Linked DNA regions of Mus musculus: region 1 is linked to region 2. The links are chromatin contacts, found by Hi-C or POLR2A ChIA-PET in ENCODE. All regions are on one chromosome and are shown on one strand. The core of a region is the stretch at or near the end of the contact, and the rest is flanking DNA. Distances in the headings are between cores, read along the strand shown.

Region 1 (3,055 bases), core at 212-2,711, 78 kb before region 2:
ACAAGATCTCTCCGTAGTCTGGGCTGTCCTGGAGCACTCTATGTAGACCAAAGTGACCTTGAACTCACAGAGATCTGCTTACCTCTGCCTCCTGAGTTCTGGGATTAGAGGTTGGCACCATTACACTCACCTAGCTCATTTTGTTTTTAACATGTGCTCTAGGGGACCAAATTCCTGTCCTCACACTTATACAGCAAGCAGGTTGCCAACAGAGCCATCTCCCCAGACCTGACGCAGGTGCAGTTGGAAACCCTCTCTGAGGATGTATCCTGTGAGCACAGATGGAATAAAAGGAGTAGCTTGTAGTTTATACTACCATGAAGATGACCATGAATCACACTCCTGTGAATAAATCTTTGTGTATGCTTCTGATGGGTTCTTTGAATCTATTTCTGGTGCGGAGTTAATGAGTCAGAAGAGCAAATGTTTTAAGGGTCTCGCTTGAAACAATGTGCTGAAGCCTCTCCTGTTATTGAGCCTTCTCTTTAGAGCTAAAAAGAAGCAATTATCAAAGACCTAGATTTCAAGGCATTTTAAGTATGTACTTAACCTTTTGTCATGTTAAAGATTTCAGGGGCATTTATACCAGTCTCTCTGAGCCTGGCTGTGGCCACGATCCTATGCAGTCCTTTCATCCTCTAGTTCCACACCCCTCCATGCCATTCTTTATGCTAGAGCTGGGTTAGGTCATGGAATTTTAGTGTGAGAAACGACCCAGATGATAACAAGTCCACCCCATTTGCTAGTTGGGAAAACTGAGACCCAGAGATACTCCTGAACTGCTCAAAGCCTCATGGTAAGTTCTTCCTGGTCTATAAAGGCTCACTCTCCTGGTTTCTGCTTCTGCAACAGAGTCAGTGGTAAGTGAAACATCCATGTGGTGTCTCATGGTGTACAAACGGCAGGCAGAAGTTTAGAGCCAATGTCACAGATACAGCTTGCCAGATTCACCTGTCCTGCAGGTGGCGGTGAACATTAATGTCACTAGATAGTAGATGTGGTCATAGGACAGTGATGGGTAATGTGACATTCAAATGTTAGTGATGACCACTGGTGACAGAGCAAGAGACGTCCCCACATCAGATATGGGTCCCCGTGGGAAAGGTCACTGGTAAGGCCACCATGGCCTTGGGACCTGTGGGCCTGAACAGAAGACCTCAATGGAAAGAGGCTGGTTTTTAGCCCATAAGAATCCCTGCAGCTGGGGAAGGAGTCACATAAGGCCACCCTGAGGCACAGAGACTCTTCAGCCCAAGTCAGGGGATAGACAGAGAAAGCTGCCCGGCTGGAGGCCTCTGACAGGGTCAGCTTTCATGGGCTGCCAGGTCTCTCCAGGGAGGCCAGCTGCCCAGCCCAAAAGGCTTGGGCCACCCTGACACGTGAGAGAAGACTCTTGTTCTGTCACCGCTCTCCTCGCTGGGCTGCGTTCCAGGCATGCAGGGGAATGGCGCCCAGCAAGGGGAGGAGGTGAGCTGAGAGAGGGGAGGAGGAGGAGCAAGCTTCCCAGGGCAGACTTCCAGGAGGAGGGAGTCAATGCCAAGAGAGAAAAGAGAAGATTTAAGGTTAACTCCGGTTCGGTGTTTAACTATTACTTTAGACTTGAAAAGCTAAAATCTGAAAGAAGGCTTTTTTTTTCCAATTCAAAGGCTTTTTTTTTTTTAATTGCCTCAACCCAACCCAGAAGTTGTAAGCCTGACTTAGTCATTGAGGGGGACAGCAGAGTTCTCCCTGTTGTAGATAACACTTAAAATGACATCAGGAGACTGTTATGTTTCTCATTGCTCTGATAGACTCCCTAACAAAAGAAACCTAAGAAGAAAAGTTCATTGGTAGGGAAGCATGCGATCTGTTGTGGCAGGAAAGGCAAGGCAGGAGACCGTGGTCAAGAAGCAGAGAGATGGAAGCTGGTGCTCAGCCTCCCCCACCCCACCCCACCTCACCCCCACTTTGCCTTTTCAGTCCAGGACCCTAAGAGATGGTGCTTCCCACATTTAGGGCTATTTTCTTCTCAGTTAGCCCTTTGGGGAACACAGTCACAGAGTGGCTCCTATGTAATTCTGAATCCGGCCAAGGTGAGAATGAAGATTACCATAACAGAGACCCACAAAACTCAGGTTTCTGCCCCTATTGCTTTCATGGGGGTAAATTTGTAATAGTTAAGTGATGATAGATAGATAGATAGATAGATAGATAGATAGATAGATAGATAGACAGACTGATGGAAGACAGATAGACATGCCTCCTGCCAACTGCCCCTGCCTCATGTTTTTCTGATGCTGCGGTTACACATGAGGTTGACTTGAGCTGCTTTCTGGCTGTCTTTTTTACACACAGTAGAGTTTCAAAACTAACCCTTTTCTGCGAACTGGTCTCTCACTCTACTTTCGTGCACTAAGCTACGAGCCAAAGTAATGTTTAGACTCCTCTTCCAAGTTTCAGCTGAATGTTGCATTTCTTAAAAGTTTTTTTTTCTTTTTCCTAAAATCTTTTCTTCTTTTAGAGCCCCAGCAACTTGCATGACCAAGGTCAGTGTCACTCGGAAGGCAAGCTTAACTCACAACTGCATCCACCAACTTGTGTCTGTAAGCCATAGAGCTCCATGTTCTCTCAAGCCCTCCAGGGCCTTCCCCAGTCGTCCACTCCTCAGTCATCCATTCGGTCGCTGTTGGGCAGCCTGCCCTTCCTTTACAATTATTCTTCAGAGTTCTGGAGTGCACATCAGGAAGCTGACTGACAGTCACTGCTCTCACCCCACCCAGGATCGTGCGGATGTAGAGTTACCTCAAGCAGGATGATCCTGGCCTTGTATTCAGGATACACCAGAACAGGAGTGCTGTGGCTTGAGTGTTCTCCCTGAAAGTCATGCCAAAACTTAATTCCCGTTGTGTGGTGTTACGAGAGCAGAAACCTAATACGACAGCCTTTGGAGGGTGGGACATTTGGAAGCTAAGGTTAAATGAGATCAAGTGATGGAGCCCTCATCCAGTAGAACTGTGGCATTATGGCACAGGACAGACCTGAGCACACATGTTTACATTCAGTCCTTTTCACTAGG
Region 2 (3,070 bases), core at 164-2,663:
TTCTGCTACATATGCAGCTAGAGACATGAGCTCTGGGGGTACTAGTTAGTTCATATTGTTGTTCCACCTATAGGGTTGCAGACCCTTTCAGCTCCTTGGGTACTTTCTCTAGCTCCTCCATCGGGGGTCCTGTGTTCCATCCTATAGCTGACTAATGATCATCCACAAAACCCCTTTTCCATCAATGCTCAGAACAGCACTATTCTTAATAGCCAAGAGGTGGAAACAACTCACATTGTCTACTGACTGGGAGACATTAAACAGAATGTAACATGTCCACAGGTCGGAGCATTAGTTTCCATCAGAGAATAAGGCACTGACATGACACAAGACTTAGAGAACATCATGAGAAGTGGGAGGAGCCAGCAGAGGGACCACAAATTCTGTGGATGCATTTACAGGAAGTGTCCAGGATAAGCAAATCTGCAGAGACATGGTAGATTAGTGGCTGCCTGTCAGCTAGGGGTGGGGACAATGGACTGAGAAGTGATGGTTAGAAAATTCTTTATCTAGTGATTTAAGGATTTTTAACTTGTACTACAGTAATTACTATAGTAATAGCTGCTCAGTACTCTGACTGCATCTCTAAAAATAGTAATACTGAACTGTGGGCTTTAAATGGGTGATTTGTACAGTATACAAAATATATCTCAATAGAGTTGCTTTGTAAGTAAAAATAAACTGTGTTTTCCAAGGAAAGAATCCCTTCCCAGAGCTCATGCTGCCCTCCCCTTCGGGGCCATCCCTGTACCTAGGGACGCTAGAGGGTGTAGAGCTTCGGGGCCAGCAGGCTGGTGCAGTAGGAACTGTCAGCAGACATTCACGGGAGGGAAAGCTGGGGGTACAGAACAGTACCTACAGGACATGGAGCCTCTGTGCTGGTCATACTCAGACCAGACTGCACTAAGTCCACAGATTTGATTCCCCTGAAAACACTGTAAACTTCTTGCCATTGTCTTATTTAAACTCAACAGCTTATTGAAACCTTGAATGGTAACAAATTAAGCTAGAGAAGAAAATCACATCTGTAATTCCAGTACTCACAGGATTGGGAGTTCAAGGACAGCCTTAGCTACACAAAGTTCAAGACCAGTATGAACTATGTGAGACCCTGTCCTCGCCACAAAATTTAAAATGAGAATGACAAATCAAAACGTCCACTTTGGACTTTGTCCTGGGGGCATGCTCTGAGCAGTCACTTGACCCTAAGGAGGAAGTCCCTGGCAGCTGGATGCTGCAATCAAGTCCTGGTCACCTGACTCCCAGGACCCCCAGCTCCCACACTGCAGTATAGAAGCCTCAGCTCTACTCCTCGAGCCTTGCTAGCAAGCAGAAGTGGTCGAACTTGCTGTCTGAATTCCAGAGGTGCATCAGGAAAAGCTGACAGGGCTGCCTTAGCAGTGTTAACAAGTGCAGGCAGGAGCAGCCAGCCAAGGCCAGTCACAGTGGCTTCTAGGATGATATGCCAAAGACAACACATACAAAAACAAACACAAAACAGAAGAAAAAACAAAACAAAACCAAAAAACCAAAAACTTCACATGAACAATCAAATCCTTGGTTTGAAAACTCCATCTCAAGACAGATCTTTATTCACCACCGAAAAGCAAAGTTAAATAAAACTGAAGGAAAACCAATCTTGCCAGGGGAGGTGGCACATGCCTGGAACTCCAGTATCTGTGAGGCTAGGGCACAGGCTGCCAAGTAGCACTACAGAGCCAGACCCATCTCAAAGAGGAGAAATTAAAAATAATCACATCTGTCAACTGGACACTACCTGCTTCTGCCGTTGCCATAAAACCCTGAAGAAAGGGAGACTAGTCCCATAAAGTCCTACAGAACCCACAACTCCCTATTCAAATAAGTTACAAGTGGGCAGAAGGACAACTATCTTAACTCAAACACAACAGTACTGGGGAAGAAAGCAAGCTCTTTCTTGGGGATGGGAGAGCAGAGCCACCAAGACCAGGGAGAAACACTGCCACCAAGTGGTGACAGGCTCTCCAGTCACCCGAGGTTGCCTGGTCTTGATGTGGCAGCAATCCCAGTTTTGGAGAACTCACATGAGTCTGGCCTGTGAGAGGACAGCCTGGGTACTTAAGAATCTCCCCAGAAGACCAGGGATAAAGTCCATATGGTTGAGTACTTGCCCCGCAGGCATGCAGCCCTTAGTCCAACCTCCGCACTAAACAACACACAACACAAAAGCCAGAAAGACAAGCTACCAGCACCAAAAACCACCACCACCAAAAATCAGGCACGGGGGCACACCTGTGGCACCCCGGCACTCAGAAGTGGAGGGAGATTCGAGAGTTCAAGGGCAGCATCAGCTATACAGTGAGCTCAGGGGCAGCCTGGCTGACCCAGTCTCAACAATGAAGTCCCCGTGCCCAGTGAAAGACAAGCACTCCTGATCAAGAGAAAATGCAGAGATGGAGACGGCGTTTGCATTATTTCACTTATGTTAGCCATTAAAATCTCCCCGAGGTAAATCAATTTTTGAAAACAAATCAGCCACTAAGTGCTTCCCACCTTTTGCACAGTAACACAGAAGTCACACCGAAGATCCCTTACGCGCTTTAGTCTGGCCTTAAACGTTTACTTCTTGGTTCATGTGCTATCTAACCTAAAGTTCTTCAGGGTTTAGGCCGACCCAGCTGTACTCATAAGCCAAAACAAAACAAAACAAAACTCTCAGCCTTGGCTTTACTGGACTATATACTCACATAAAGGGCTTCAAGTCAATAAATCACTCTTATTTATGCCAAAAAGAGTTTCCTTCCCCTTTTCAAAACATGTCAAAATCTGAAGGCATCTATTGTTGGTAAAATGCACACTGTGATATGAAATACTTAAATGAAAAGAACTAAATGAAGGCTAAAACTGTTCCCTGGCACAAACAGAACAAAAAGATTCTCTCTGTTCCAAGTGGAGAGCTGCCTAAAAATTATTTCATAATGACAAAGAGTTCTCCTTCATATGGTACGCTGAGAAAAGAAACTAAAGGGCACGCAGCACAGACTAGCTAGTTAAGAGCTGGTTTCCAGCATCCTCTGCTGTCCTGACAATG

What was found. Hi-C counts contacts between places; a loop is a spot of excess contacts on that map. ChIA-PET counts read pairs that join two places held with the same protein, here RNA polymerase II (POLR2A).
Region 1: a map of left cerebral cortex shows a loop between it and region 2 (3-fold over the local background). The contact joins two enhancer-like sites. A Hi-C loop is called at or near these places in 9 of 37 maps with a recorded cell type or tissue (gastrocnemius, heart and left cerebral cortex). POLR2A ChIA-PET finds 5 or more read pairs at or near these places in 1 of 5 experiments (Patski).

The regions. Positions count from the first base shown.
Region 1 is chr5:64,365,982-64,369,036 of GRCm38, reverse strand. No RefSeq gene overlaps it. Among named protein-coding and RNA genes, the nearest start is that of Gm43837, 10 kb to the left of the region's middle. Within about 2 kb of position 1,461, at least 1 of the 3 ENCODE cell types and tissues checked has a DNase peak (open chromatin) inside an H3K27ac peak, as active enhancers do; it is heart, where a contact is called at or near this core.
Region 2 is chr5:64,288,359-64,291,428 of GRCm38, reverse strand. The region is part of intron 14 of Tbc1d1 (TBC1 domain family, member 1); the gene reads right to left. Among named protein-coding and RNA genes, the nearest start is that of Gm38634, 33 kb to the right of the region's middle. Within about 2 kb of position 1,413, at least 1 of the 3 ENCODE cell types and tissues checked has a DNase peak (open chromatin) inside an H3K27ac peak, as active enhancers do; it is heart, where a contact is called at or near this core.